3 separate regions of the Homo sapiens genome follow, and regions 1 and 2 are each linked to region 3. The links are chromatin loops, found by intact Hi-C in ENCODE. Cell type or tissue: GM12878. All regions are shown on one strand. Links, peaks and the distances in the headings refer to the core of each region. The heading gives the core; the rest is flanking DNA. Region 1 holds the start of SCN2A (sodium voltage-gated channel alpha subunit 2). Region 2 overlaps GALNT3 (polypeptide N-acetylgalactosaminyltransferase 3). Region 3 holds the start of LOC100506124 (a long non-coding RNA gene).

Region 1 (10,878 bases), core at 2,741-10,740, 630 kb before region 3:
TGGTATTCTACTCCTTTGCAGAACACATTTAAGCTACTACTCTGATTTCAATTCTCCTCTCTACTTCAGCATCTCAGTGATGAACTACATTCTTAAAACAATGTTAGTCCACCCAGAGGATTCTGTATTGCTAGTCAATTTTTAGAACAAGGAGATACTCACTGGAGTCAAACCCAAGGGAAGAACAATTAGGCTATATATATATATGGGTATGTGTGTATATATATTGTGTATATATATATATGTATTTGATAGATTTATGTTTATTTTTACATACATGTTAAGTACAAATTTGGAAGCATAAGATGACTTCTCTGCAATTATTTTGCTATGTGTTGCTTTCCCTTTGGAATCTGTGGATAGAAACTATTATATTAGGTTCCACATCACTAGTTATATTTCAACTAAAATTTCATAACTGGAGCTGGGTATATATGCGTCTCTACTTGATATAGCTGCATCATCCAATGATGGGTATATATGCATCATCCAGTGATGCTGGGTGCTGGAAGATCGCCATTTAGTACCCAGGTGGCAATTAATTTTGTGGTATTGTATTTCTGGGTGTTCCCTCCATTCCTGACATTCTTTATCATCTATGATTCAATTATTTGCCTGGCTCAAGAAAGCACCTTTATTTCCCAGTGAACCACGATGTGATAGAGGTGACTTTAAGTAACTGGTTTATTGTGATCAACATGGGTCAAAGGAATAGGTGTGCAGTGCCACTCCAGAAACTTACCAGAGAGTACTTTTGTCTTCTAGAAAGTGAACCTGGAGGCTCAGTTTCTCCAGAATTCATCTTCCTCTGCCCACTCCACCAACAGAACAGTTGGCATCCTTTAGACCAGGGGTCCCAATCCCAGGCTGCAGACTAATATGGTCTATGGCTTAGGCTCCATCATTCTAGGGTTTGATTTTTAGTTTACTTTTCTTGTCTGCCATACTGGAATTTGCTAATATAGCTGTGGTCCCTGTACCTTATTATGGTGTAACAAATGCAATAAGGATAGGGGCTTCTTCTGATAATTAAGACTTCCATCTGCCCTCCGTAGGTTCAACTTTAATGCTTCCTACAGATGGGCAACAGGGCTATCTGCTCAGTGCAACCCCCAGAATTCCAATTGTCTGTGCTGTCTCCACTCCATACCATAACTAAGCCTAGGAAGCGCCTCCTGAAGTTCTTCACTGGGCTGAATTAAGAACAGGATCATCGTTCTCTATCTGGGTGTTTTCTACCCCACTGAGAGAGGTGAAATTGTCAGAACAAAAATTTAGGAATTTACCAAATGCAGTTTTTTTTTGGCTGATAATTACTATTATTAACAATAATGACAATGATAAGCTTAGAAAAATTAAACACTAAACAATGGCTGCCGTAAGAACACTGAAATGACTTTATAGTTTACAATCAGTCTTTCGTCTTTCAGGGATATTTTTGTGGACATCTGGTGCCACATTTTAGTATGGGGTTCAGAGAATATCAATTTACCTGTTTCTTCATCATGCTATATTGAGTTATTTACTCCACAATAAAGGTAGACCTACTGATGAGAAATGTCAGGGCAACCTTTGTGTATTTCAGTTACCCTCAGCAAGGTGCTACCAGCTAGCATTAGTGTATTTCTGGTGTTGGTAACAGGATCATGTGAGCCTTGTAGATGAGAACTCCTTGTTGCTCAGGGGATCATGGAATGCTGCTCTCTTTCAGACAGCCATCTTCGGGGAAGAGAAGGGTCTCTGGCAGAGCTCTATGGGTCCTGCACTTCTCTTTCACCTCTCTGCCTTGTTCTTTCACTCATTAATTTCTTGACAATTTATTTTCCTTAATAACTCTAGTTCCTTCTGTTTATCTTCTTCTGTCAATCCTTGCATCCATTGCAAATCCATCACCTGCTCTGAAATACCACACTGAAGGGAGGTACTCCTAAAGACCTTCCTTCTTTTCCACTCTTGTTTTACCCTTGGCTTACACAACTGTTGAACAACTGGAGCTGAGGACAAAAAGCACATAAATTCCAAAGGTCAACGGAATCACTTCTTCATAGTTTACATCTCCTGTGTCTTAAGTAGAACTCAAATAGAACATAAGCATTGAGAACAGAGGTCTGAGTTGGAGGTCAAGACATCGTTTACTAGCTGAGGGACTTTGGCTTTATTTTTCTCATCTCTAAGAGGGAAAAGATAAAAATCTACTTCACAGACCTGTTGCTGGGAATAATGAGATAATTTATGTACAGTACTTAGCACATTGCTTGGCACATAAAAAGTGCTCAATAAATGTTATATATTTATAACATTATTTGTAACACCTCGTCTTTCAAGGAATTATGGGAATTATTCTGTTTGTCAGACTTTGTTTATGGAAATTATGTCCTTTTGATGGCCCAATTTTTCTTTTCCTTTTCTTCATCTTTTGATAACATACTATTAAATGTCAACAATTCATACTAATTGGAACTAGTGTAATAAGCTGTCCTCCTCATCAGTATTAGCAGTCTTTGAACATGGCATAAAAATATGCCCATTTTGGCTTACAGGTCCTTGATTCTCTAATGATAATAGTGCAGGAAAAACATTAGATATGGAGTTCAACTTTTTAAAACTGTCTTGATGTTGGTGACCAATAATTTAAAAGAGGTTAGCATATTTTAAGGTGACTAAAACTGTACAAATGAAATTGCCATTTAAAAATGTCTGTTCATTTGCTTTTCTCCAATGCAGATATTTTAAATAAGAAGAAGTGAGGCAAGAAAAATGTAAACAAATATTAGGTATAAACTAGGAACTTAGTCTTTTATTTTCTGAATCAGATGGATGATATTTAAAAGTCTGGGTGAATGATAAATGGTAGAAAAAAATTAAATAACAGTCAATATGCACAACTTAATGGAGGTAAAATAAGACTTACTTACTTTTATCTCTATAAATTAAAATGATTTTGAAAATCAAGCTGCCAAAATAAAGGTGTGGATTTTATCATTAAAGCAATGCCCAAGAGACATGTTATTGAGAAATTATGTGGCATTGGTTTGTTGTTACTAGCGAAATGAATGCCTAACTGAAGTTGATTTCATAAAGATTTAGTGTGTGTATGTACTTGTGTGTCTGTGTGTATATATGTATATATATATTTGTATACACACGCACACATGTCTACCATGTGACATGTTGCTATTTTTACAACTTATTTTAAAACAGCTAAAATTTTCTAGATGAGATTAAACATTTTCCATAAAAATAAAATTACAATAGTTACCTCAAAGTTTGTTTATCCTGGAAAAAAAAGTGCTAACATAAGAGTTGTTCAATAATATTTTACCAAAATTTTGTCAGAACTCCATTAAAAACAATTCAAGACCACAGTGGTCTAATTTCAACACTGGCATCATTAACCTAACATATTTATGGAATATTCACTATATGTTCTGTTTTCTGCTTAAGTATATGAATTAAACATAGTTTAAATAGTTTACTCAAAGAACATGCCATTTGCTTCATTGATTTCACACTCTCTGACGTATGTATTAATAAGAACATAGGAATCCACACACAGAAATAATAGCATTCCTATGGTGCATTAATAAAAATGTATGAATTTTCTATGTCTAGGACATGTATTCATTATTTGGGTGGGTCTTATATTTCAGGTACTGTTCTGTGAACCACGTTTATGGAAGTGATCAAAACAGGCAAACATCTCTGCCTTCATGGAATTTACATTTTTCTTGGAGGAGGCAGACAATAGACAAAATATTTAGTATGTCAGCTAAATACTAAAGGGAAAAACCAGAGGAGGGGATAGTGTGTGGTATTGAGGGTCAAGGCCAGTCTCAGTAAGAAGGCAGCTGTGAGCTGTGACAAGAATGAGGGAAGTGAGCCATACGGAGCCCATGTAAGAGATTTCCAGGCAAAGAGATTAAAAGGTGGACGCCTCCTAAGGAATGGACATACCTGCCATGTTTGAGTAATGAGAAAGAAGATAAAATGGCTAAAGTAGAGTGAGTGAGGGCAAGAATAACATCAGAGAAGTAAAGGAGTCTAGATTGTGAGCATTGTGAACACTGGGGAAGGCATAGACTATTCACAAGGAGATGGGTAGCTACTAAAAAGTTTTGAGAAGAAGAGTATGTGATATGATTTAGGGTTGAAAAGGATTGCTCCAGTTTCTGTGTCATATAACCCTATGGTCTTGAAACTGGGATATTGTATCCCTGGGGGCATGAGGTGGCGTGCCTAGAGGTACACAAAATCCCAGGATCAGTTAGTCACATCTTCCCTAAGGATAAAATTTACCCTCAAGACTATGGGGAAAAATGATTACTGTGTTAAGAAAAACATTTAAATTTTATATAAATTATTGTAAAATTCCCGTGATTTTAAAAATAAAGTATCAATAATATTTCATATTTGTGGCATCTTAGGCTTTAATCTTACAGGTTTAAGCTTCTTGGCCATCAGGAGTAATTTGTTGAAATTGCAAATTAATTTGGCAAAATTATCATAATTATGTGCCCTGAGAGCTTATGTATCTTATGATAGTGCAGGAAACTTGTGAGATGAAATAGTTGAGTGTATACATTAAAATAATTTGATCTACCAAGTCACTTTAATTATTTATTTGTTCAGTGTTAAAAATATATTTTCATAACCAAACTAATACATCTTAATAATGTTGTAGAAATGGAAGTAAGGTAAAATTTAAGAAACTGGGTTTGTTCTTCTGACTTGCTTATTAATACTGGATAAGTTACTGAAGAGTGGGCTTTGGTTTCCTCGTCTATTTAATAGTGTGGGAACAACCTTATGTTAAAGCAATCTATTCAGTATAACTTTAGCACACAGAAAATAAAATATTATGAATCCAAAGAAAGTGTAGCTTGCAATCATGTATTTTATTAAATGTATTTATCAGCATTTTGGCTTCTGATGGACATGTGTATATACATATTTTGTGGATAAAAAAATTACTTAACTATTTTTATATTAGATACTATCAATTATTCTGGCTGATCTGGGGACTTTTAATGGTAAATTTTATATCAAATCTGACAAAGACAGTATTTCAGACCCGTTTAAGACCTAGAACTCACCATGAGTTCTAAAATTGGTTCTCAGCACCATGGACAGCGTTACTGCAATAGGAAATTAAAGATCGATTTGGCCCCAAATTAAAATGGTGTTGTAAAAAAGTGGGAGAAAAAAAATGCCTATCCTTTTACTTCAAATTTTAAAAAAATGATCCTGGCCTTCACAACTGTTCATAAGAAGAATAATTAATTAAACAAACATATATTGAGAACATCATATGCTCAGTAAAACTTTGATTCTATAAATGGTGTCATTTACCAAATGGATTCTTTTGACAATTTAATTTTCTCTTATCTCTCTAAGAAGATGTAACTACACACTATAGTATACTACTACAATTATCAAATTTCATGTTGCATGTAACTTGTCGTCTGTATTTTTGTAGTTAGATTAGATTAACTAAAGATTTTTCAAGTTTGCCTTTAAGTCATTTAATTTTCCTGCCTTATCTTTAACCTTTCAACATTCCTCCAAACAATAGCAACACAAGTGTTATGTGTTAACTTCTCTAGTGACAAAAACTTATACTTCTCCACAAAGAGATGTGATGTTCATTATCAATAAGCTTGACATCTAAAATTGTTTTATAGGAGATACATATTACTTTTTCAGATGGTATATAAAGTTAAATAAATCTTAAGTTTTCAATGATGGGAAAAGCTTCCATTTAGTTTAAACATAATGTAAAGAAATTTGAATCCCCAAAATAGAATTATAATTCTAAAAATTCATACTATAATTCTTCTTAAATGTTTAAATTACAGTTAATTAAAGTAGTTGATTTCAAATAGAGTGGAATTATGGGCTGTACATCATTTAATTTTATGTGCTGACTGCTACATAGCCAAAGGAACGTGAATTAAGATGGTTCCACTTTTGACCAGGAGATGGAGCTGTCATGTAAGATGCTGCCTTTATTTATTTATTTTTCTAATTTAGCATGCTGTTTTCTAACAGACATTGGGTACCATCGAATGACTGTCAGAACAGAAAGCTAAGGCAAAGGAGGGAGGATGCTGTGGTCATCCTTTCTTGTTTTTTTCTTCTTTAATGAGGATAGAGCACATGTGAGATTTTACTTTCTACTCCAGTAAAAATTCTGAAGAATTGCATTGGAGACTGTTATATTCAACACATACGTGGATTCTGTGTTATGATTTACATTTTTCTTTATTTCAGGTAAGCCAGCATGATTCTATTTTTGACTTATCCACGGATTGTTATCTATGTTAAGAATGACATTTAATATAAGATGTGTGCTTTGTTAGCTTGTATTCAGATCTAAGAGATTCAAAAGCTCTAATTCTAGCTGTTGTGCAATTTAAAATCTTCCTAGGCTGAAATGAGCTCTGACTATGACATACCGTGTTTTATTATTTCTTTGGCTTTCTAGCTGTTGGTCTCTGTCTCTGGCTGTATTTGTTTACCTTTTAAAGGTAAAGCTTTCAAAGTGAAGGATGGGTTTTCCTTTCACAAGGGAAATACTGCTCCTTAATGCAGTGAACAAATTGTAGAGATATAATGAAGCAGATTAACATGGCAGTGGCTCTGCCAAAGCTCAGGGCTGAGCCTTCTGATTGCAGCCTCAGAGGCAAGCCAATATTCTGAGTCCAAAGGCCTTTTGAACGATTTCTGCTGGCTATGATGGTACAGATTGTTTATGTCTTTATTTTTACCTCTTAGAAATAATACGTAAGTCATTTCTCCCACATGAATCAAGATTTATGTAATGTGTTTAATAGACTTGGAATGAGACTATAGACCCTCCCTCCTCCCCCAGTATGGATGTGAGGAGTATGCTGAACACAAATTAATTGCCATGAAAATTGATTTTTTCTGTATTTTATTGGATTTGGGATAATAGAACCGTGGCCATTTTAAATAGTTGATATTATAGAAGGTGCTCACATTTTAAATTATTTTAGGTCATGTGACATTATCTGTGTTAAAGAGTGGAATGACTCAGGAGGTGGAAGTTGCATGCAACAGCCTTGCTTCTCTCTGCTGCTTCTCGTGATTTCCCTTAAATCCTTGCTTGATTATTATTAGAATAACAGGAATAAAGACATATAGAAATCCTATATTTAAAAACCACTGATTTTCATTTAGAGAAATTTAAAGAGATTTTACAAATATTTTAAAAATAGTTTTGTAAGATTGTTTTTAAATGCCTCACTTCTTTCTCCTGTGGAAAGAGCTGTGTGTGTGTGTGTGTGTGTGTGTGTGTGTGTGTGATGGTGGAGGTGGCAGGCGGTGGAGGTGCATCAGGATGTTTTTATCTCAGTCATTGTTTTCCTGTAAAGAGGTAGTTTTGCCATGTCAGAGGTTGTGAAAGCTATGGGGAATGATTTTATAAAATGGTTTGGACAAACCATGAAAAAAACATGTTTTTTAAATGTGTGGAATCTATAGAGTTTGTAGTTCTACATGGCTCCATATACATGGAGATTTTTAGAATTACAGATATTTAACCATTTATCCCCATTATCATTTAAAGAAAAGCAATTGTAATTGAGAGATAAGGTGGATTTCCCAGAGTCACGTACTAAATTACAATAAGGCAAGGCTAGAACAGTGATTGACAGTTCCACATCTTCCATAGCAGTAACACAATTCACCTCTAGTGTGAACATATCAGGATGGCATAGACCAGGTATGATGATATTCACTGTGCGTGTGTGTGTGTGTGTGTGTGTGCATGTGTGTGTGTGTTTGGTTATATTCTGTAAAATAGAGTTTCTTTCAGTATACTGTTGCTCAATGGCATATTATATGCAGTGCTCAATTTTCTTAGGTTTCTTGTCAAAGCATCCAAGAAAACTGAATGACAACTATGGAAACTCTGTTTCTTAGTATGCCTTTTTCATTATTAGGTGGTGTATACTCTTCTACCCTATGCTCATGAATGATGTGGATGGCCACATGGCTTTCCCTCCTACCTAATAGAAAAGATTGTACATATAGGTTAATCTATTGACAACTATAAGAATATCATCTCATGTCCAAGCCTTTCCTCCTTTGTTCACTTACTAGGCACAGGCTTTACCCTACTTCTTCAATATCTTGAGAAAAGAAAGGGATTAAAATGTGTCATGTCTACATATATTTGTGGAATACCACGTACCAACCAAGTGTCCATGGTAGAGATAAAGAAATAATTAGTCAAGGAGTTTACCTCAGGGAGGTTAACATGCAAATATACATGTGCAGATACCACTATATCTCAAAATAAGGAATGAAGAAAGATGAGAAAGTGAATGGGACAGGAATATCAGCACCTATCTTGTGCCAGGCACCATGTTACATCCTGGGATTCAGAACAAAACAATAATGTTAATTTCTGTCCATGGGGGGCTCAGAGGAAAAGATTTTAGGAGGATGTGACAGTTAAATTAGATCTTTAAGAGTGAGTTGGATATAAATAAAGAAAAACAGAAAGTTGCTTATTCCAGGTACATAGGTGAGGCAAGTAAATACAAGAAAATGGAGAACTATAGGCATCGTATAGGGAAACTGTAGAGAAAGGTAAATAACCCAATCTGTTTGAAGCTTTTGTTGTCGGTGTTGTTGTTGCAGTTGTTATTTTTTTTCCCCTGGGGCAGTAAAAGTAAGGATAATGAATTTGGCTTTTGGTGTTATGCATTTGACATACTGACACATACTCATACACTGGGGTGTTTTATAAGGAGCTGAACATGTTATATCCATGTATCAGATTAGTGGTTAAGGCTGAATGTATAGATCTGCATGCAGTTGTGGGACAAAATTAGGTCATACATAATTAAACATTAATGGGGAACAAAAGAGAAGTGAAGATGACTGGGGGCATAATCTTAAGATTAGGAGAGTAAAAAAGTGTAGAAAACTATTATTAAATTGTGTGAAAATAATGTGAGAAGTTGACGGAATAACAATATCATAGGAGGCCAAGCAGGTAAATTGAATATCAAAATAGGGATCAGAAACAATAGAAAACCCATAAAGGGGTTGGTTCATAAGAGGATAGAGTAAAGATGATGGATTTAGTTATCATTATTAGGTCATAAATTAATTTTAAGAGAAGAGGTTTAGTTGAATGGCAGAGACAGGGGCTCTGAGGACTAAATTGGACATGAGAAATCTGGGGAGTATATTTAAGTTTTAAGAAGTTTGCCAGGGAAAGGTAGGAGAGATAACATTTTATACCTGGAGAAAGAAGGTACTGTTGAGGGAAATTTAACTTTAGTGCAGATTAGAAAAACCTAAGCCCTTTGTAGAGTAAGGTATGAAGTCAGTAGAGAGAAAATTGAGGAAAGAAGAAACAAAAGTACACCAAGGTCGTGGAAGAGACAGAAGGAAGGTTTGAAAATGCTTTTCCTTGACACAGGAAGAAAGGGTGGTTGATGATAATGAGCAAAGCTGGTGTAACTCACTTTGGGTGGCCTGTTTTTCGAAATTAAATCCTTGTTTGTAAGATGAAGTATCTCCTCTGATTAAATCAGTTTGTTCCTCAGTAAAGGCTATTGGTGGCATATGGACTTTCTGGAAGAAATAATTAATCCTCAGTAGCAAAACACTTTCCTGCAGAATATATTTTAGTCACATTAATTCTTGAATTGGAGACTAATAACACTGTTTCACATGAAGCTTTTACATACTTCAGTTATCAATTTCTTATTCATAACCACCTATTTAAAAACAGGTTCTATTTAAAACTTGTATTGAATTAGGCCAACACATATCTATTATACATATCTAGTTTGATTACTAAGGGCTGGTTTGCCAGTATCTAAATTAATTATTCAAGTTCTTTCCTTTTTTGAATCCTTCAGTTTCATTAGCACGTTCACCAGGACTTGTGTAGAGAGAGTCAATGTCATGGCCGGGTGCAGTGACTTATGCCTTTACTCCCAGCACTTTGGGAGGCCGAGGTGGGCGGATTGCCTGAGGTCTGGAGTTTGAGACCAGCCTGGACAACATGCTGAAACCCTGTCTCTACTAAAAATAAAAAATTAGCTGGGTGTGGTGGCAGGCACCTGTAGTCCCAGCTACTCGGGAGGCTGAGGCAGGAGAATCGCTTGAACCTGGGAGGCGGAGGTTGCAGTGAGCTGAGATTGCGCCACTGCACTCCAGTGTGGGTGACAAAGTGAGACTCTGTTAAAAAAAAAAAAAAAAAGTCAATGTCAGGAAGCTCCTTTCCCTTAGGGAACTAGCTTCCTTATGAAGCTTCCTACCAGAAGTTCCTTTTTTCTCCATTTCTTCTGGCAGTTACAGAATCCTCTTGGGGCTTTCTTAGAGCCAATCTCCTCTAAGGTGAATGCATTTTCTTGCATTCACCTGTCATGAAATGGCAGTGGAAAGACTTGAAGAAGGCACAGGCGTTGGTGAGTCATATATATATTTTGCTGATAATAATGAATACCATTGGCAATATAATAGTGGCCATTGAAATATTATTTCTATTAGGAAAAGATAACTTGCATCAAGAATATGAGATGAAATTCTATTAAAAAATGAAAAGTAGATGGGCCACCGTGGCTCTTGCTTATAATCCACTTCGGGAGGTCGAGGTAGGCAGATCACCTGAGGTCAGGAGTTCTAGACAAGCCTGGCCAATATGGTGAAAACCTGTCTCTAGTAAAAATACAAAAATTGGCCAGGTGTGGTGGCTGACGCCTGTAATCCCAGCTACTCCAGAGGCCGGGGCAGGAGAATCACTTAAACCCAGGAGGCGGAGGTTGCAGTGGACTGAGATCGTGCCACTGCACTCCAGCTTGGGCGATAGAGGGAAACTCTGAGTCAAAAATA
Region 2 (10,878 bases), core at 1,474-9,473, 95 kb before region 3:
GTGGAATGATTTCAAGAGAGTCCAGGAAGTGGAATCAAACAACAGGACTTGGTGAGAGAAAGGGAAGAATGGGAGATGAATGGTGATATGGTTTGGCTGTGTCCCCACCCAACTCTCACCTTAAATTGTAATAATCCCCATGTGTCAAGGGCAGGGGCAGATGGAGATAATGAATCATGGGGGTGGTTTCCCCCATACTATTTTTCATGGTCATGGATAAGTCTCACGAGACCTGATGGTTTTATAAATGGGAGTTCCCCTGCACATGTTCTCTTGCCTGCCATCATGTAAGACGTGCCTTTGCTCTTCTTTCACCTTCTGCCATTATTGTGAGGTCTCCCCAGCCATGTTAAATTGTGAGTCCATTAAACCTCTTTTTCTTTATAAATTATCCAGTCTCTGGTAAGTCTTTATTAGCAGCATGAGAACAAACTAATACAAATGAGTAAAGTGATAACATTAACAAAGGCAAGAAACACAGGAAGGATAGATTCAGGGTAGGAATTAAGGAGATAATTTGTTCAGTTTTGGACATAGCAAATGTAATATGCTAATGGAACTTCCAAAGTGAGTTTCCAAGAGCAAAAAGATATATGGGACTGGAAATTAGGAAAAAGTTCTGCAGTAGAGATGAAAATTTGAGTCAGTCTTGGGGTAAATGTAAAACAAAGAGGATAGAGAAATACCTACATTTAAGAGTAGAAAAAAAGAGACTGACTGGAAAGTCCAATTTTTCCAATCCTATGAAGGAGGGGTGGTAAAAAAAAAAAAAAGACAAATGAAAACACAGATAAATTATCCACGTCAAGTGGAAGTAATTTTACAATCTTATCTCACTCTTGAGAGATGTTAAATGTGCAACAGTTGGTTGACCTTTAAAACTGAACTTCATTAGACCTGGCCTAATGGGCTTTAGTGAAAAATGAGAAGAGAACCTTGGCAGAGAGAGTAGTTGTAGTCATGCCTTCAAGATCCTAAGGCTTAGGATTCAGGGCACTTCCAGAATAATAGGGCAGCAACCTCACCTATGGGGTTCCGGAAGATAAGAATGGTCAAAATGTTGGGGTCTCACAGGAAAGTGGTTCCCAGTTGATGAACTACAACCTCATCCCCTCTAACTGTATCTTGACAAAAGGTAGATATTCATCAACCTGTGTTCACCTCCTTTCTGTTCCTGAGGGGACTACCAAAAATCCCCTTCCCCAGGGCTATCGAGTGACAGTCAATTTTTCTGCAGCTAGAAGTAGGCTAAATTAGGAATTTGAGAAGAATTGAGCTGGACTCCCTATTTTGACAGAACATGGAAAAAGAGTTCAGAGAAAGCACAGAATAGGAAGATATGACAGAACTAGATTCTTCTACAGTAGTGATAGTTTTCCCAAAACATTTTATGTCAGAAATCATACTTGTGGATAGGGTGGGAATTGAAAAGAAGGATAGAATTAATGACGCAGATAGAAGATAGTTCTTTTTAGAATAAATCATAAACTAGAGGAATTGTTCATCAGAATGACAGTAATCCTATCATTGTGAGTGCATGTGTATCTATGTAAAGACCCATTCAATTAGTAGGTTTTAGTTTGGGATGCTTCTGATAAAGGAGTCAAGGAAAGCTCATGAGAGACATGGATAGCATCTTATTCATGGCTGTTTTTCTGGCCCTTACCACAATGTTGATAACATAGTAGGCACCCAGAAAAATTTATTGACTGGAAAAAGGAAGAAAGAGGACCAAGATTTCATCAGAAACAACAACAAAAACAAAACTTAACTTGTGTTAAATGTTGACTAGGTCTCTGGTATTAAATAACATTTAATACATAAGTTCTCATTCTCCCAGCAATATTGTGAAGTATTCTTCTTCTTCTCTCTTTTTTTTTTTTTTTTTTTTTTGTAGAGATGAGGTCTCACTATGCTGCCCAGCCAGGCTGATCTTGAACTCCCAAACTCAAGGGATCCTCCTGTCTCAGCCTCCCAACGTGCTGGGATTACAGCCATGAGCTACTGCGCCTAGCCTTTGTAATTCCAATTTTACTGACAGACAGGGAGAGTCAAAGAGATTAAGTGGCTTGGCCATGCCAGTTCAGTTTAAGACCAGCATTTTTCTAACTCTGTTCAAACTCAAGTTCAATGTAAAATCCTGAGCTTTTAACTGAAATTATCTAAAATAAAATGTTTAAGAGTCAAGAACTGATATCCTAAATAAAAGGCGATAAGAAAAAAAACTGAGGAAAAACCATAAAAACTACAAATAGCTTCCTATCATTGGGTAATATTTTACAAATAAATGATTTTTAAAAACTTTTCAAAGCACCATTTCAGTAATAAAGATTGAAAATAAGATTGTAGATCTTAAAATGGAAGATTAAGAGGTTGAGAACCTTACAGAGGCAGAGCCTAGAAGTAGGAAGATGATGTTTTGATCTTTTCAGACTATTTCTGAAGGGATTAATCTTCTCTTATCAACCCTGATCACTTAAAGATTCCAACATTGATGGGATTTTCATTATGACTTTTCTGTACTTTGCTGTTAATGTGCAATATTAGGCTTCCATTAATGCTGAATGACACTCAACACTAAGCATCTCCATCAGCTGTCTTCAATTCTGGATATACATTAGTGAAAAGCTCTTAAAAAAATAAAGTGCCTTAGGCTTCACCTCTGATTTAATTGATGTGGGGGCAGGGCATATACTCTGCTTTTGTTGTTACTTTAAGCTCTCCAGATAATTCTAACAAGCAGCAAGGGTTAAGAATTACTTGTCTAGATCACAATATTTTGGGCAAATCAAAACTAGCATCTGATAAGGGTTGTATCTGTCCAAAGGCAACCACATTACTAATTTCTAATAAGCCAAAGATGGGTGTTTCAAAATAGATTCTTGATGTAAATGAATAGAAGTTATTTAGACATGGAGATACACGATAAAATCCAAGGCAAGAATGACCCACAGTTTTCCAAAAAGACTCAGGGATTTACGCTGATATAAATGAGGCACTGAGGTTTTACTGCAAATTATGTTTCTGTAAAATAATTTTATAAATATTTTATTCCAATCATAAAAATGGGAAAATTGATACCTGAACAATAAAAGACATAAGCCAAAAGATACACAATAAATAAATGAGTAAAATGAAACCAGGATTTTTAATGCCTTTTTCCGGGAATAATGCCATGTTCCTTGTCAGTACTACCTGCCAAATTGGAAGCCCTACGTAAAAACAGCTCGTGAAACAAAACAAATCTCTCCTACAGTCAACTTCCAGTTGGACTCAGAAGTTTGAGAATTGATAAGAAAAAAATCAGCACAACAGCAAACTCAGGATATAACATGTCATATTTGCACATTAGAAATGATTAGCAGATAAAGGGTTTGTTCTTCTTGTACTCTTTCTAAAACCTTTAAACACACCTATCCAAGATGGCTATTTGCTAATTACCAAAGATCAGATTCACAGAGGAAGAGAAGTCAAAAATCATGAAATAGTTTTTAAAAACTAAAAAAAAAGAAAAAAAAGAAAAGAAAAATTCAGAGATCTTCTAAATTCTAAATTCTTATGAATTCCTAAGAGTGAAATTCAGAGACCTGGTTTTAAAAAGTTATTAATCTGTAACCTGGTATATATGTAGCCATTGCAAAAAGTCATTAATAAAAATATTCATAAAGTGAAAAGCTAAAGCAATATACACAATTTTAACTGGTTGTGACACTCGCTATGTTAAAATCAATGGATTATTCTCAGGGGTAAAAATATGCTTCCATCTGAAATCTTACAAATTTAAAATAATCTAACTAACAAGTGGTAGCTTCCAGTTATCTAGACTACAGCTTCTCAAACTTTAAAGTGACTATGAATCACCTGGGGATCTTGTTTAAACACAAATTGAGAAGGGAAAATATCAAGGTAAGATCCATCATGATTGTCCCTCTAGGTGAAGAAGCATAGGTTGCAGAAATATTAGTTGTTCATTTAACCTAAAAATTCCAACTGTAGCAATTTTCTGAAGTAGTGGAAAGCAGAACATTATAATTTTACATGAAAGTAACATTTAATGAAATAAGAAGATAGTGGTTCCTCTCACTTCTTGTTTCCATGTTTGTGACAATAAACCATTACAACTCCAGAAGTTTAAAGTCTGGTTCCTGATGAATTTAATTGCTGTGATGTCTAATTTGGTATACAAAACTTCCTTACTACTGAGTTAAGGCATGCTGTAAAGAGTTAGGGGTAACCACACTAAGCAGAAAAAAAACAAAATTACATCCCAATATCCTAATATAGATTATAGATTAAGAAAAGTACACTATTGTGAATTATTATAAAACTCATTGGATCTTTGCCACACATTATCTATCATCTGTATTTCCTAATTGAATTCAAAACAAAACAAAGAAAAACAAAATTTAAAGACCTTGCCCTGATAATAAACCTTTAAGTGCTTGGGTAGAAGTTTTATTATGTGCCCCTCATCTACTGGTTAAAGTGTTAGGGAACAGAGGAGTGGCAGAAAGTCATTTCTGCTTGCATTTATTGGTGGGTCAAATCTCATGGTGTTTTGCTGCTGTAGTTTGTTAGTTTTGATTATGTTTAAGTTCATGTTTACATTCTTGGCAGCATTTCTTCTGAGCAGGAAGTGGCATGTGGATGTATGACAAGAGACAAACACTGATGCAAAGCAAACTGCATGAAGACAGCCACATTCTGTCTCAGAGGGGGCAGCAGTAGACATACCTCAAAGATCTCAGCTAAAGGCAAAGTAGAGTTACTCTGGGTGGCTGGGCAATGCCACCAGTGGATGACTAAACTACTTGCAATTGTTATAAACTAAGAACAGCTTTCTGAACCAAGATATCTGCAGGCTGTGAGACAAAAAGCTCAGTGACAGAGTTAACCATCAGCAACCGTGAGGCACAGGTTTCAATACTGAGAAGGACAGGGTCAGACATCCAACTTCTCAGCTACCCCTGGTCAGGTAGACATCTCCCTCATCGTCATCTCTGAATGTGAAAGGTTGCTGATAGAATCTTGATTTGTGAGCTAGCCAACTCTATCTTGACAGTTTGACACAAACAAGTAATTATGATACTACATTATCTGTCAAGGGAGTCACAAACTCAGGGGCTCACATGCTCTTTCCTGCCACATCTACACCTGTGAATGACTTTTACATTACATATGAAAGATATGCATTGATTACTTATGGCATACTACAGAGTAGAGGAATTCTGAGGAGTGATTTAGGTGGATCCAGAGATTATTCATGTAACTGGTATTCCCTGCCCCCCAGGTAGAGGCACTGCATTTTAAAACATTTGTCCATCTATTTACCTTGTAAACATAGTTGTTGGCTTTTGGATTAGTAAGGAGATAGAAACCACATGCTAATTTGAACAGAGAAAGTTTAATACAATCTGGTATTAAAAGAGGATTGGAGTAACAGGAAATTGCCTAGTGGGAGTTAAGGAGAATTCTAAAGAATACAGGAGTTGTAAATACAGTATAAGGGGCAACCACTCCCCCTATGGCTGAAATAAGTGTTCAAGGAAGGGCTCTCCTCTCACCAGGGCTGAGATCCAGAGATGTCTATGGAGATGCCCTAGCTTTGACTACCTGGTAAAAAGTCATAGAAGTACTTCATTCATGGGACTTACCAGAAATCTGCCCCTGAAGTTCCAGAAGAGGCCATTCACAGCCGGGGGACAGAACCCTAGAACTAGCTAGGTGCTGAGGAAAACTGCTGGCTGCTGAGGGAATCTGGAATCACAGAGGTTGTCCCCTGCAGGAGTTTAGTGAACTTTCATGTGCCACACAGGTAACAACGGCTCTGGGCTGGCTGCCTGGGACAAAGGTTGGGCAGCTGGCTCCCTAGACACCCAGTCTTGTGGGGCCCCGAGTTTGGCATGTGTGGATCTGAGGAGAGAGTTTGGGGAGCAGTGACTTAGGTGACAGAGCAGGTCCATGGTGTCTGTGTCTCAAGGGTACACCACTGCTGCCTAAATCAAGCTCTAAAGAAAGTGCAGTGTGTGGGGAACACCAACTCTAGAAAAAGCTGTGTTCTGCAGATACCTAGTACTGGAGAAAATCATACTGGGGAGTGAGCAGTGGAGGAAAACTATGCTCAAAAGGAGCTTAGCCAGTGAGCATCACAGAAACCAGAAAGAGAAGCCTCAGCCACTTCAGTGTCCCTCCAGTGCCCTCTACTGACAAGGCTTAACATTGTACGAGCCAGCAAAAAAGAAATTTACAAGGCCCAGCTCCATTATTACAGAGCAGGCTAATACAGTAAATTTGGAACTAAGAGACAGTAAACTGATAAGCAGCAAAGTCTACACTTTTCACTACTCAGCTTCCACATGCACCCTCTCCCACACACTGAAACTCCTGTACAATAACAACACAATTCTATATTTCACCTAACAAAGTCTAACTGTCCTTCTTTATAAGTGAAGAAGTTCTATCTCCTCAAAAACGAGAGACATAGAGTCCTAACAGCTATTGTAGTCATTGCTGTGACTCTGAGTTACTCCTTAAATTCTGTCACAGTCCCACTAAATATTCTGTTACCTAAATTGGAAAGTTGATCTCCAACGGCTTCTATTTAACATTTTTAAAATGAAAATGAGAGAAGAAAATTGTTAACATATACAAAAAAAACCTAGATATAAGAGGCAAAGAAAAAATGTGCATTGAACCTGAGAAAGCTGATTGAAAAAAAATTTTTAAAGAAAAAATACGCAAACCTACAATAATCCTCACTTACATAATTGGCTGCGAGGCCATAATGAATATCTATGGCTTCTTTCTTACACTAACTACTACTCTGTATTCACCATGCCCTTAAGCATTCTAGGAGTCCACAGATGTTGGTGATGTCAAGGAAGGGCAAATCCATATGTAGAATACTTGTCTATTCTAGTGAGGAGAAGTCTCTGCCCCCTCAATGAAGGAAGAAATCCAGTATAATGAACCTGCCACCCAGAGGCTGGCTGATCCCCGCAGGGGCTCAATGCTGGATTCTGCAGATTAGGAACTCAGCAGCAGCGCTATCCCAGTCAACTTTACAAAGGGGAAGCCATGTTGCTGAGCCCATGCATACACAGCTCCAGTCTTGCCACCAAGACTCCTGTTTATGGGCCCACTGAGACAGCTGGAGAGATAGGCTGACTGACATGCAGAATGTGTCATTTTGTCCACTTGATTATTAAGAGCCTCCTCTGCAATGGATGTGCTTTTGTGGGCACTCAGAGGGGATACAAATTCTTTCAGGGTCTTTTCATTTTGAAAGGTTCATTCACATACCTCTTCCTCAAACTAACTACCTTGTCACCAATCTTCCAATCCTGTTCCTTCCAACTCTGACCATAAAAACCATTAACAACTACCCATCGATGACCAATATAGATCTGTATTTCTAGGCATGTCTCATTCCCAACATGGTGGACAACCATATTTACTGTTCAAATCTCTGCCTACAGAAAAGTTTTCCTTATCCAGTATTATTCACAGTTACTCACGAGTAGGGCTATAGTGCTACACAGTCATTAATCTTGGGTAGTACTAGTGTTTTGTTCAGATTCATCTGCAAATCAGGTTTGAGGGGTTTTTTTGTTGTTGTTGTTGTTGTTGTTGTTGTTGTTTTTTCTTCTAACAAATGGACTAAGGGAATCGCCAAGAAGCCACAGGCATGAGTTGAAAGAGACAAGGCAATGCCATTAGAGTTGCTACCAAAGAAGTCTGAGTCCCTGGTTCATGCAACTTATTTGTCCTATCCAGATCTGCTCTAGTTCTGTCTCATGTACTATTTCCACTCAATGATATATTGCTGTTGTACATCGCTAACCTTATGGAAAGATAGGTCAGATTTTACCCAGATAATGATGGGAAACTTGGTCCACATGATAACCTGACACTCCATAATTATGCATTCAATATCTACCTAGTAGCAAGTCAGAAGGTGTTTATCAAAAAGTAAACAGTTATCTGAAGAAAATATTTATTTCAAAACCCTAGATGTCTGTATTGTGATTCTGCTATTGGCACTTTCCAGAGGCTCCATAGAGCATTCCTCTTTGGCACAGATACCAAGAGAGTCGTTGAGTTTGCTAGATCATAAAGCTGAAGTGGTAGCATAGCCTGTACTGCTGGGCTTGCTGCAGAGCCTTCTTCTACTTTGATCATCATTAAAAACTGGCAGCCTTATGAGTTACTCTGTAAACAGGTTGAGGTAGCATATTCAAATGTTGTAAATGTTGCCCCCAAATTCAAAAATGACTATTGAGGCTGGGTGCAGTGGCTCATGCCTGTAATTACAGCACTACTGAGGTAGGCGAATTGCTTGAGCCCAGGAGTGCAAGACCAGCCTGGGTAATATGGCAAAACCCCATCTCCACAAAAAAAATACATAAATTAGCCGGGTGTGGTGGAGCTCACCTATGGTCCCAGTTACTCAAGAGGCTGAGGTAAGAACATTGCTTGAGCCCAGGAGGCAGAGGTTGCAGTGACCCCCAGATCCCACCACTGCGTTCCATCCTGGGCAACAGAATGATACTCCCTCTCAAAAAAGAAAAAAAAAAAAAGCCTATCGAGCATAGTGGCTACTGAATGCCCAGAAGTTTTGCTGAATTTTTGTGGGGCTGATTTATCACCTTCTAATTCTTATATGCTCTACAAGGATATCTAAAGTATTTGCTACTTTCTTCTCATCAGAGACAATCAGCATATTATCATCAATGTAGTGGATCAGTGTGATGACTTGTGAAATGTTACGATGATTAAGATTAAGAATTGATCTAGCCCTGAGGCAAGACTGTGAAGCCATATTGTTGGCTCTGCTAGATAAAAACAAATTGTTTTTGGTGGTCCTTGTAAATTGGCAGAAAAAGATATTAACTAAGTCAATAGCTACATACCAAATGCCAGGGGCCATGTGGTTTGATAAAGATATTACATCTGGGTCAGCAACTACATTTGGAGTCACCCAATAATTAAGTTTAGGGGAGTCTACAGCCATTCTCTAAGATCCATTTAACTTCTGCCGAGGCAAAATAAGTGAGCTAAGTGGGGATGTGATAGATATCACAAGTCTTATTTCAAATCTTTGATAGTGACATCAATCTTGAGAGTTTCCTCAGGGATATGTTATTACTTCTGATTTACTATCTTTGAAGAAAGGGGAAATTCTAAAGCCTTCTACTCAGCTCTCCTATCACATGGTCCTCTCTCTATGGGTTAGCAGGGGTGTCCAATCTTTGGGTTTCCCTGGGCCACATTAGAAGAAGAAGGATTGTCTTGGGCCACACATAAAACACACTAACACGATAGCTGATGAGCTGGGGGAAAAAAAAGAATTACAAAAAAAAAAAAAATCTCATAATGTTTTAAGACAGTTTACAAATTTGCGTTGGGCCACATTCAAAGCCATCCAGGGTCGCATGTGGCCCATGGGCCACAGGTTAAACAAGCTTGGTTTAGAGAGTCAATATAGAGATTCTGCCAGTTACCCAGTATGTCTATTCCAATTATTCATTAAAGAACTGGGGAAATAAGCACAGGCTAGATCTGCTGACCCCCTGGACCCACTATGAGTACAACTGGAGCTAAGACTCCATTTGTTACCTGAGCACTTTTAAGTCTCCACTTTGAACAGTTGGCCACAGTATTTTTGGGTCCCCCTAGGAATTAGTATGAAAGGTCTGATTATTTCCTTTTCCCCAAAGCATAGTCTCTGGTAAATGGCTACAGGTCCCTTTGGGGAAAAGCTCTGGGAGTGTGAATTGACTTAGGTCTGAAAACTGAGTGAGATGCTGTGACTCTTGATTGCAGCAACTAAAGTTAACTTTTTTGCTACCAGAGCTAGAGATTTTCCTATTATATAGATGAAGGGATGCTATAGTACTGCTTACGTATTTCATTCATTAGCTACCACTAGGCATATACCAAAGACATTATCTCAGCTGTCAGAAACATCTGCAAGCCAATGTTTTCTGATACCTCTATGGCCCAGCTTTTCATTGTGGGAGATGTATATACTTTGTATTTGGTGTATAAGGGCTTACTGCCACTTGGCTTTTGCTACTATGGAATTTCATCATCTCCAGTAAAATCAGAGAGCCAATTTCAATGGTCTACAAAGGAGAGCAGGCACAGATTTTTTCATGGATGCAGGGAATCCCTTCACTAATGTACTTCTTAATACTTTAGTGAAAGGAGTGTCTACTGGGCCTTTTCATGGCATGTATTTGGAGGATGGGCAGGTTGCATTCAATTAATTCAACCAACCATTCCTTTTTTGAAGGAGTCCAAACACACACAAGCAGTAGGCAATTTCTCTCCATTCATTCTTCCTTTGAGGCCCCAAAAATATTAAGGAATAGGGGGTGAAGGAATAAAGAAGATTGCTTGCTCAATTGTTATCATTTTGCATTCACCTTTCTACAGGTTTACCAATGCTGATGTGATAGACACTCCTCCTCCATCTCTCAGCTTCCATTACCCTCTAGAAAAAGTGTCAACAAACTTTTTATAAAGGACTAGATAACAAATTTTTTTTTGCTTTGCTGGCCATATGGTCTCTACTGCAACTATTCAATTCTGTTGTAGTACAAAAAAGACAATTTGTAAATGAATAATCATAGCTGCATTCCAATTAAACTTTGTTTTCAAAAACAGGTAGTGGATCAAATTTGGTCTAAGAACTATAGTTTACTAACCCCTGCTCTAGAAATTCTAAAAGACTTCAATCTCAATATTTGTAAGTCTCCCCATATTTACCCCTTCCCCATTAGCTGCCACCTCCCCAGATATAAAACAGAATTTTTTTCAAGTCTTCCATAACATCATTTTTTATTATACATAAAATCTGTGTCTACCTTTAAG
Region 3 (10,878 bases), core at 1,888-9,887:
AGTCAATGTGAAAAATTGGACAAAAAAATTCTTCAGGAAACTATGTAAGGGAGGAGTTTTTATGTATTTACTAGAGCAACTTCACATATTAAACTTAAACTGTATGAAAAGAGCATTTTTGTAACTGCTTAGCGTTTTAGTGCATTCTTTTTCCTCAAAGTTCTTAAGCTTACTGTGTTTTTCAAAGAAAGTTTAATCTGTAACTGTGAAAAAGGACCTATTGCCCTGACCCGAAATAAGTGAGGATACTACTGAACATTTTGCAGCTTTGTCCTCTGTGTTTCATGTGGTTTTTTAAGGTTCTTACATCATTTACCCATTAAAAATAAAACTAGGCTGCTTTTGGTGAAAATGGAAATAGTAATTACCTTCTTAAAATACCCCCTTAAAAAAAAAACAGGATTTCTTTTACATTGCCAAAAGAATTTGTTTGAAGGAAGATAAATGTAACATACATACTATTTGAAAGCAGCCTGGTTTAAGGGTTGCCATCGAGTCTCATGTTATACCACTCGGAAGTAAGACATTTAGAACCTGCTCATTACTCCGCATCCCTCATTTATGGGATCAGATTGCTTTTATGGGCATTGTGCCAGATTCATTGATGTGCACTTAAGGCAGATTGCAGAGTGAAACGTTTTTCTAGAAAACATCTGGTTCTTAAGAGGAGCATTAGAAGGAGGGTAGCACATTTTTGATCATAACTGGGATTTATCATGTTACAGTAACTCCCCTCTAATCTGGCAGGCAGAATTCCAACAACCACAACCAGGAACCTGGAAATAAGTGAAAAATACCTCAGAGTCCAAAGAAAACAGAGGTCCAAGATCCTGTGCATATGAAGGAGTGGTATTGCCCTTAGCTCAAAGACTATTTTATTCATTATAAAACTACTGGAGCCAATTAGCATAAGGGCTCCTGAAGCCGCCTTTATATCAAGTGAGTCTTTCTGCAGTTCATTCGTTCCTTCACTCCCCTTGCAAAAATTGTGCACCCCCTGGATGCCACCATTTTTCTACTCAGGTTTTCCCCTCCTCTCTTTCTTGTACCTTCAATATTTACTGGCTTTTTTTTTTCTCCATAGATGCCCAAGTAGCTCTTACCTTAAAAGACAGACTTCTCACACCCTTATGGACACATCACTCTTCACCCTCAGCCTTATTTCTAAAAACTTTTCTATACTGACTCTAGTTCCTCTCCTTCCATTCGCAGGGCTTCCAATAGCCTATGAGAAAGTTGTATTCAAATTAGAAAAGGGAGTCCTCCTGCATGGAGATGCAGTTGCAGAGTGGTAAGACTTGGAGGATTTCTGCCTCCATCTCCTGTGCCCTTGGCTGGGTCACTCTGTGCAGTGCACACACTGCACGACCACACGTGGAGGCTCTGCAGGATTTCAGATATTTCCACTGGTTTTTAATTTATTATATTTGGTAGAATCATCATTAAAACTCTGTTAATGGAATAATGGACTAAAATTACAGAGGACTGGGTTTGCTCTCAATCCTTTATGTAATTGCAGGACTATGCTCTTACACATCCCCTCTGGAACTCTTACGTTCTAGTACCACTTCTGTTACCACTCCTACTACTACTTTCTGGCTTTTATTTCCATCTTTCACTTCCTGAATCTCTATCGCTGGCCATCGAAGTAATATAGATTGCATTTTGCATTAACAATTAATAGTAAAGTGTGGTATTGAGAGTTGAAATGTCAGCTTTTGTTTAGCTTCTTCTCTTCGTCTGTGTTCAGAAAAATAACTTTAAACAGCAAAAAGCAAGTTTGAGAAGGCTATTCTCTAAAAAACAACAAAAAACTTTTTTTATTGTAGAATATATGTTAATTCCAGTTAACTTTTACAATGGTAAATAAATATTTCATCACTCAGATATAACTATGTTAACAACTGGGTTTCATCTAGTTTTGTGTATTCTTATATGCATCTATAGTTTTGGCAAATGGATATATTATTATTTGAACAGTTACATTTTCCTCTTTATTCACTTATTTTGTGAGCATTTTAGCAGTTAAAATCTTTCAAAAATTTTTTTTTTCTTTTTTTTTTTTTTTTTTAGACGGAATCTCACTGTTGCCCAGGCTGGAGTGCAGTGGCGTGATCTCGGTTCACTGCAACCTCCACCTGCCAGGTTCAAGCAATTCTCCTGCCTCAGCCTCCCGAGTAGCTGGCACTACAGGTGCACACCACCATGTCCAGCTAATTTTTTGTATTTTAGTAGAGACGAGGATCCCCGTGTTGCCCAGGCTGGTTGCGAACTCCTGAGCTCAGGCAATCTGCCTGCCTCGGCCTCCCAAAGTGTTGGGATTATAGGCATGAGCCAAAAAAATTAAATACATAAATAAATCCTTGAAATAGTTTTCAATTACTACCTACTACTATATTATTGGTCAAATCTTACATATGTGACAACCTCATGTTGGATGTTTTGATAACCAAAAGCAGCAAAAAATTCAGTTACAATTTTTAAAATTGGAAACCTTTGAGAAATTTCGGAATATTTCCTGTGATAAATTTCTCTACGTGGGATCACTTGGTTAAACGAGAGACTCTTATTTTGTGCTGTTTTTAGAGAACAGCCTTCTCGAACTTGCTTTTTGCTGTTTATAAGTTATTCCCTTCAGGAAGGCTGTGCTACACTTCGATGAGCAGCGGTCTGAATGCGGTGGTTTCCTTGCACCTTTGCCAACCTTGCTTCTAAAAAAATCTGTCAGCATGAACGCTGTTGTATGATCCTATTTTAAAGCTATTCACTTGTCATCTCCAGTCGCAAACTAGGATAGCTCCTGTCAGATTCTTAATTGGTCTTTTGGTTTCCATAGTGATTCCATTATCTACTTCTACTCTAGTGCAAAGTTCAACTTGCTTCCTCAGCTGTCCATGCATAAAAGCCTTCCAGATTTGCTCTAGGTTCTTGACTTCTGGGGAAGAAAGATATTTCCTCTTGGACCCAGTTCACCATACTAGCTGAATTAAGGTCAAAAGTACATTAAACTTACAACTGTGTCCTTACCATGACGGGGGGCAGGTGTCCAGATCCCAGATCTACAGAAAATTCTTTCATTTCTGTTGTGTCCCCCTGCTTCCATCCTGAGTGTACGTCCCCAAACTTTCATTTAACATGTCATGTTCATTAGTTCCTTCAAATACTAGTTCAGAGCAGTCTGGAATCAAGACTGCCTAGTTTGAGCTCCAACTGTCACAGATCTTGGGCTTGTCACATAAGGCAATCAAATCCTTAAAGAAGAAAAAACATCAGAGGTAGTAAATGCTGCATAGAGTTTAAAAAGGATAATATGATACAGAATCACAGGATGGCTACTTGAGATTGTGGGCCTGGACATGAACACGGCCTCTTTGAGGAGGTGGTGATAAAGTGATACCTGATGGAAAGGAGCAAACCTGGAGAAGGAAGCTCAGAGACAGGAAGCGGGGGTGAAGGGAGGGACAGGAGGAAGAGAATTCTCCACTGAGGAGAGTAGGGCAAAAGCAAGCTCCAGGTGGATAAAATGAGATGCTGCATGTGGAGTCTAGCATAATGGTTGGTGGGTAGAGAGAGAGGAAAAGAGGGAAGTAGTTGAACAAAAATTAGAAGGGAAGGAAGGAGGGAAGGTGTGAATGAATGAGAATCTCAAATCCTGTAGGGCTGAGCTCTCTAGGGGACTTTACTCATCCTTTTAATCTTGCTTTGAACTGCATTTTCTCTTCTCAGTTGCAATTACTACTTTGCCCTGTTCTGCTTATAAGAGGAGCTACTATTAAGAGCCTAGTGAGTCAGATTCATTATAGGTTTTATATAAGTTCCCTTTAATCCTTACAACCTGAGGCAGGTTATTATCCTTATATGCTTGTTTATGGGTGAGAAAACTGAGGCTGAGAGTGTGTAACTTGGAGAAAGATGAAACATCTAGGTAATGGTAGAGCCAAAACTTAAATCCAGGCTGGTCTGATTTCAGATCCATGCTCTTGACTGCTACACTATAGTGCTCCTCAATTAGACTGCTCTTTAATAGTTTCTACATTTGTAACAGCTGTTCATTCCACTCAGTCCATCTTGTTCTTCATTATTTAGCTATCTCTGTGATACACCAGTTTCTTCTGCTAGCCAGATGTAGAAAAGATCACTTCTTCTTACAGAAACATTATCTCTTAGTTATAGAAGGCATCTTAATATAATAAATAAGGCAGAGGCTTTGAAGTTGACTGGGCCAGTATGGAATTCAGGTTCTGACACTTTTCTCTGTGACCCTGGGCAAATCATTTAGTCCAGGTCTCACCTTTCTTATCTGAAAAGTGGGAATATTATTTCTCTTAATAGCTGACTGAAAATTAAAAGACATAAAGTAAGGAAAGTCCCTAAAATAGCATCTAACAAATGGCAGGTGCAAAATAAATGGCTGCTTAAGAAACAAAAACAAAACCTTCCTCTCCTCTTACAGATAGGAAAACTGATTTGGAAATGTCTTGCTGAGAGAACAGATGCTCTATTTCTCTATCCAATTTCCATGATTCCAGCATCCCATGACACAAGTTCACTGGAACTACTAAAGGCATTCTGTTAATGTGATTTCTGCCTGAGTCAGCTCCGGCTGCAATAATAAAATATCATAAACTGGTGGGCTTATCAACAAAAGAAATCTGTTTCTCACAGTTCTGGAGGCTGGAAGTCTGAGATCACGGTTCCAGCACCACCAGGTTCTGGTGAGGACCCTCTTTTGGGTTGCAAATAGTTGACTTCTTATTTTGTCCTCACATGGTAGAAAGATAGCTAGAGAACTCTCTGGGATCCTCTTTTTAAGGGCACTAATCGCACTCGCAAGGGCTTCAGCCTTATGACCTAATTATTTCCTAAAGCTTCACTTCCCAATACTATCACATTAAAGACTAGGATGTCAACATACGAAGTTTGGGGTACACAAACATTCAGTCCATAGCATTGTCCTTAAAAATGTCCACTCAGGCTGAAAGATATTTCTCCACCTGAATTAAAGAAAAAGAGGTAATGTTTCACGATTCCAGATTTGTAAAACAGGGATAATAATGCCGGCATTTTAGGTTTGTGAAGATCAAATGTAAGGAATATGAAAGTATTTTAACATATATGAAGTGACTTATAAATTCTATTATTAAACATTCTATGAAATGCCATAAATAAAAGCTAGGTGACAAGGCGGCCAGATTACTTGAGGCCAGAAGTTCGAGACCAGCCTAGCCAACATGGCGAAACCCCATCTCTACTGCAGATACAAAAATTAGCCAGGCGTGGTGGCGTGTGCCTTTAGTCCCAGCTACTCAAGAAGCTGACGCAGGAGAATTGCTTGAACCCAGGAGGTAGAGGTTGCAGTGGGCCAAGATCGCACCACTGCACTCCAGCCTGGGCTACAGAGTAAGACTCTGTCTCAAAGAACAACAACAACAAAAAACCCCACAAAAAACTGTTTTGCTAAGTGAAAAGAAGAATAATTGGAATTTTATAACGTAATTGAAATTAAAGGGATTTTGAAAAATGGGAGAAATGATCAGAAACAAGAGAATGGAGTTCAAAACAAACACAGGACATTTAATAAAAAGCAGCAAATGACTTATAAATACTGTTTATTGTAAATGCAAATAAAATTGAGGACTGTGTTTACTACAATTTTAAGGAAAATTGAAAAAGATGTAGATGAGAAATTAAAAATAATGCTAAGGATTAAGTTTAGATTAGGTTAAATTTAGTGTAAGAGAGTGAAAGCTTCTATGCCAGGGTGCTGTTAAACAGAGCTGGGTAAACCGTTGCCTTCACATGGTGTGCTTTGTGACTCCCTGCTGACCAAAAGTATTTGGTCACCCTTTACCATCAAATGTTACAGTGTCTGAAATTATACCTGCAGACCAAGTCTTCTAGGCTAAGGTTAAATATCCCTAATAAGGGACCTATTTAAATTGAGGTTTCAGGACCTGATTATTTCTTAAGACCACAATGGCCTTGAAAGCAGGAAGAATGAGCTCAAGAAAGGAAAGGGAAACACACACTCTACCCTTTTCTAAAAAAGATTTTTCAATGAAAGTTACATTTTCTGTACTATACCACCACCCATTAACATTACAGAATGCAGGGGGAGCTTACCCTGATTTGCAAAACTTACCACATCTTTTGAGTTCCAAGAGGAATATAAATCATCTATTTATAAAACCTTTATTAAAATATATATTTAAAATATATATATTGTCTTTTTCATGAGTTATTTACAGGGAGATTTATTCCAATTTTTGAAACAACACAGAATACAACAAAAACAGGCTGGGTGCGGTGGCTCATGCCTGTAATCCCAGCACTTTGGGAGGCCGAGGCAGGTGGATCACAAGGTCAAGAGATCAAGCCCCTCCTGGCTAACACGGTGAAATCCCATCTCTACTAAAAATACAAAAAATTAGCCGGGTGTGATGGCACATGCCTTTAGTCCCAGCTACTCGGGAGGCTGAAGCAGGAGAATCGCGTAAACCCAGGAGGCGGAGGTTGCAGTGAGCCAAGATCGTGCCACTGCACTCCAGCCTGGGCGGCAGATCAAGGCTCTGTCTTTAAAAATAAATAAATAAATAAAAGAATATAACAAAAACACTTTAAAAGAGAACAATGCATTTTAAATATATTTCCTGAAATAATATTCCTTAGAAAAGATACAGGGTATTTAATTACCTAGATTTTAACAAAATATTCTTTATAGAAATAATTATAGTCTTTACCACAGAGTCACCAAATCTGTACCCAATCAAAACAGAGTCAAATAGACCAGCTCTCATTCAACTCCATTAGGAAACACCAATTTCACATAGTACTTCTCTTGATGTACAGCAGCAACCTCTGCTGGAGAAAAAAGGGTATACTTCTAATAACAAAGCACTGAGCTCAAACCTGTTTTGAACAGGAAGAACTGAAAGTTAGATTTCTTTCATTTCCTGTTAAACCAACACCTAAGTTAAAATTATTTTCAAGGTCTTAAAGACGCACGGGCCTTATCAAGTATATCCTTTCTGATTTTTGGATAAGTTGGATGTGCTTCAAGAACCTGCAAAACAAATAAAGAACCCATAAAAACTTGTAACTAATAATCAAAAACTACGGAGTTACAAAACTTATAAGAAATGAGCATTACAGTTAAGATTTCCTTGTACTAATACTACAACAGCTATAACACTTTTTAATGGTGGCATTTTAAATGTAACATGATGACTCCTTTATATTAATGGTAGTTAGATGAGAACAATAGAATGTAAATATCAAATGCAGAAAATATAACAAACAACTGCTTACCTAATAGATGAATTGTATAAAACAATTATGTATCAATGATTTAAAATATTTTTGTAATTTAGCTTTTCATTCATAATATCTGATAAACCCTTAGAGAGTGACTTTTATACAGCAGCACACATTAGCTTTACCTGAAATGATCTTGAGACATACGTATTTCTAGTTCTACTGAGTCTAAGAGTGGGGAGATGCTAGTTTTTTTTTTTAACTCCAAAAATGATCCTAATATATAGCCTTACATTAACACACAACCCTAACCTGACTGAAATACTGCTTTACAGAGACTCAGTAATCAACAGCAATTACTAAGGCCAAGTATTTACTGTAATGATGCTAACAGATTGCTGTGTGGGATAAGGGGCATTACAAAATTCTTTTCTAATGAACTTTTCTTGGAGGTCCTTACAATGTTTAATAGAATGTCTTATATGGAATATCAATGGGACAATGTATATATAAAGAGACTCTACAAATTCTAAAACTGTAATTTAAATATTTGTCATTTTAGTAGGTGATCATTTACTAGGGGATGAATTACAGAATGCAATTGAATGACTTCTAATAGAATTCCTTTTTATCTCTAATTGATCAGTCTGAATTCTCTAATAACCAGATTCAGACACATTCACAAGAACTTCTAATCAGAATAATGATCTGGAGAATCTATACTGTCTTCAAATATCTTCTAACTTAAAGACTACATTTTATTTAACATGTTTCTCCCACTGGTCTTTGTCTTTTTTTTTTTTTAAAGTAAAAGTCTCTTTTACTCCACCTCTTTAATCCTACTCCTTTCCATACATGTAAATATTTTATGGTTTATTGTTTAATATGTACTCTTCAGTGGTCTTTGTCTTTAAATTGACATAAACATTTTATTATTTGATCTCAAAGTAAAAACATGTTTTTTATTTAGGTGAACATCATTTTCTAAATTTCGAACACTGATAATCTCCCTAAACATACTGATAAATCATTTAACTAAAATAATGTATCCTCTATTTCTATTCACATACATCTGGAGATTTAAAAAAGTAGGAAATTGTGCATCTGAAAAATTTTAAGAAATCTAAATTTAAGTGTTTACCTGGTGACATATGTCAATTGAATCCACATATCTTTTTGCTTTTAAGTAATTAAATGCCAGTTTGTATCCTGTTAAGACAAAAACCATAAAACAGAATGATGGAGTACACTGCTACTATTACTTTTCCTTGCCTCCTCCTCTCTTTGCTTACTCACTAGAGAATGGTAAGGGAGGCTGGTGAATGAACAACCAAACTACGCTATACAGAGAAGTTGTGTGATAATAGAAGACAGAGTGACACAAAAGAAGTGTAAGAAGAAAAGAAAGTGGAGTTGGAAAAAAGGACCACAGTGAATACATTGATAGGTTAGAAAGCTGCCATCCCACAAGTGTGGTTTCTATAACTTACTAGAAAAGTCTCATTTATTTCAGGTTATAGTAAAAACTCATCATAGGGCAGTAAATGACAACACAGCCATTCATTTATACAGTACAGATTTATTTAGCACTTACACAGGCAAACTGATGCCTACAGTTATGAGGTTTGCATTCTATTAGGAGAAAAAGTACATTTTAAAATAATTGCATGAGTAAATAATTTCAAAACTGAGATAAATGTTATGAAAGAAAGATCCAGGCCAAGTGAGTTACCATAAAGAACCTGAAGGGTATCAAGAGATGTCTGAAATCTGAAGAATGAGGCATAAACTAGGCTAGGGTGGGAATCAAGGACACTCTCAGACAGAGGAAACTGCATGGATTAAGGCCAGTGGTAGGACACACAGGGAGTTAATGAACTTGGAGTATGGTGAGAAGACAGAGCACATAGGAGAGCGACACAGAGGAAGGCAGATTAGTCATCAATGACTGGTAAGAATTATCACAATTACTGATAGTGAAATGCCACACTTCTACTATCAACAATTAGAAGAATATTTAACACATTCCTCTTAATGGATGTTGTTCTCTTGTAACATGCTATAAAAATGAGAAAACTAAGAAGACAAGAAAAGTAACAGCAGCTGTGCACGCAGTAAACAAGATATAATGCAATGTAAAATAATGTGTAATAAAAAATATCTCACTCTACCTCTTAAAAATATGAAATAAGAAGTGTAAATAGTGCTCTTCAGCTCTAATAAAAGTACCAAAACAAATGTTTAAAATTTTAAATGTTTGAAAAGAATTACTGGCTAACATTATCAGATGGTAGTAAAAAGAAAGAAATAGAAATGATCTAAAATTCACACTATTTTATATATAGTCAGGCACTGCATGATGATGTTTCATTAACAACAGACCACATACATGATGGTGGTCCCAAAGATTTTTATACTGTATTTTTGCTGTACCTTTTCTATGTTTACATACACACATTGCTTATAGCATTCATGACAGTAACATGCTGTACAGGTATGTAGCCTAGGAGCAATAGGCTATACCAGATAGCCCAGGTGTGTAGTAGGATCTACCACCTAGGTTTGTGTAAGTATACTCTAAGATGTTCACACAATGATGAAATTGTCTAATGATGCATATCTCAGAAGATTTCCATTGTTAAGCGACACATGACTGCATATATATATGTGTGTATGTTTATATATGTGTGTGTATATATATGTATGTCTATATAGGTGTGTATATATATATCTCTACACACACACACATGCACACAGGCACACATGGGCAGGGCCTATGGCAGAATCTCACATCTCAGATTTTAGACAAAAATAAGAAGTTTCAGAGAGGTAAACTTAATGTCATTACCAACAAATTCTAAAATGAACTAAAAGGGTTTGTGACATTCAAAAAGTAAAGCAATTTTTAAGATGTCATGCCAAACATACTTACATGGGAACTAGTCAAGATTTCAGTTTTGGTTTGTGGTTTCTTGACTAGCTTTGGGATCTTACGCAAGTGGCTTGAGCTGTCATTTTCAGGTTTCCTCATCGCTAAAACAGGAATAACAACTCCTCCCTCTAACTCTTAGTATAATTTTAAAAATCATATAAAATACTTGTGAAATGGTTTTTAAAACCTTAGAATACCACAAAATATTAGCATTTTTTAATGTAAGCATTCACTATATTATAATCACAGAATTTTAACACTGGAAGAAACTTGATACATGACCTGGTACAAAAATTTCAGAGGAAATAAAGACCTAAGAAGGGGAAAGAAAATGTGCACTGCAGCTGCACTACACCTGCCAAACTTATTAGAACTCAACTATATGCAATCAGGAGAGACAGCGAGAGAATGCAAACATTCTACACAGTCTAATGACTGTCCTATAACCTGAGAATAGGTATGAAGGGTGAAACATGAGTAGTTTCTTCTCTCATTGGATCTCAGTTGTTCCTAGTGTGTTTCTTTTTTTCCTCGTATATATTTAAGATATACAAAATGATGTCGGTGTGTAGATGTGGGTGTGTAGATATATGTGTGTGTGTGTATATATATTTATTTATAAATGATTACTGCAGTCAAGCAAATTATCCATTCATCATTCATCCTGGTGCCTCTTATAGTGACAATATTCA

What was found. Hi-C counts contacts between places; a loop is a spot of excess contacts. Peaks named below come from ENCODE experiments on the same cell type or tissue, not always from the same donor. Only the 100,000 strongest peaks of a DNase experiment are listed, where the experiment ranks them.
Region 1: it touches region 3 in a loop (10-fold over the local background); 18 of 110 quality-filtered maps call a loop at or near these places.
Region 2: a loop joins it to region 3, with 2.6 times the contacts of the local background. A loop is called at or near these places in 7 of 110 quality-filtered maps.

Annotation. Positions count from the first base shown.
Region 1 is chr2:165,233,371-165,244,248 of GRCh38, forward strand. SCN2A (sodium voltage-gated channel alpha subunit 2) reads left to right here and starts at 6,044. Exons shown (of 27, transcript NM_001040142.2): 1 at 6,044-6,270. In GM12878, for the core only: a CTCF peak has its summit at 5,970 (motif pointing right); no DNase peak of the experiment used is centred there.
Region 2 is chr2:165,773,039-165,783,916 of GRCh38, forward strand. The region is part of intron 1 of GALNT3 (polypeptide N-acetylgalactosaminyltransferase 3); the gene reads right to left. Among named protein-coding and RNA genes, the nearest start is that of GALNT3, 16 kb to the right of the region's middle. In GM12878, for the core only: a CTCF peak has its summit at 6,197 (motif pointing left); no DNase peak of the experiment used is centred there.
Region 3 is chr2:165,867,770-165,878,647 of GRCh38, forward strand. It overlaps TTC21B (tetratricopeptide repeat domain 21B), which reads right to left. Exons shown (of 29, transcript NM_024753.5): 28 at 8,396-8,463; 29 at 5,593-7,063. The coding sequence ends at 6,986. It overlaps LOC100506124 (a long non-coding RNA gene), which reads right to left and starts at 4,172. Exons shown (of 4, transcript NR_045375.2): 1 at 3,028-4,172. RefSeq lists an enhancer at 6,785-6,984. In GM12878, for the core only: a CTCF peak has its summit at 6,865 (motif pointing left); a DNase peak (open chromatin) is centred at 6,882; H3K27ac peaks cover 630 bases.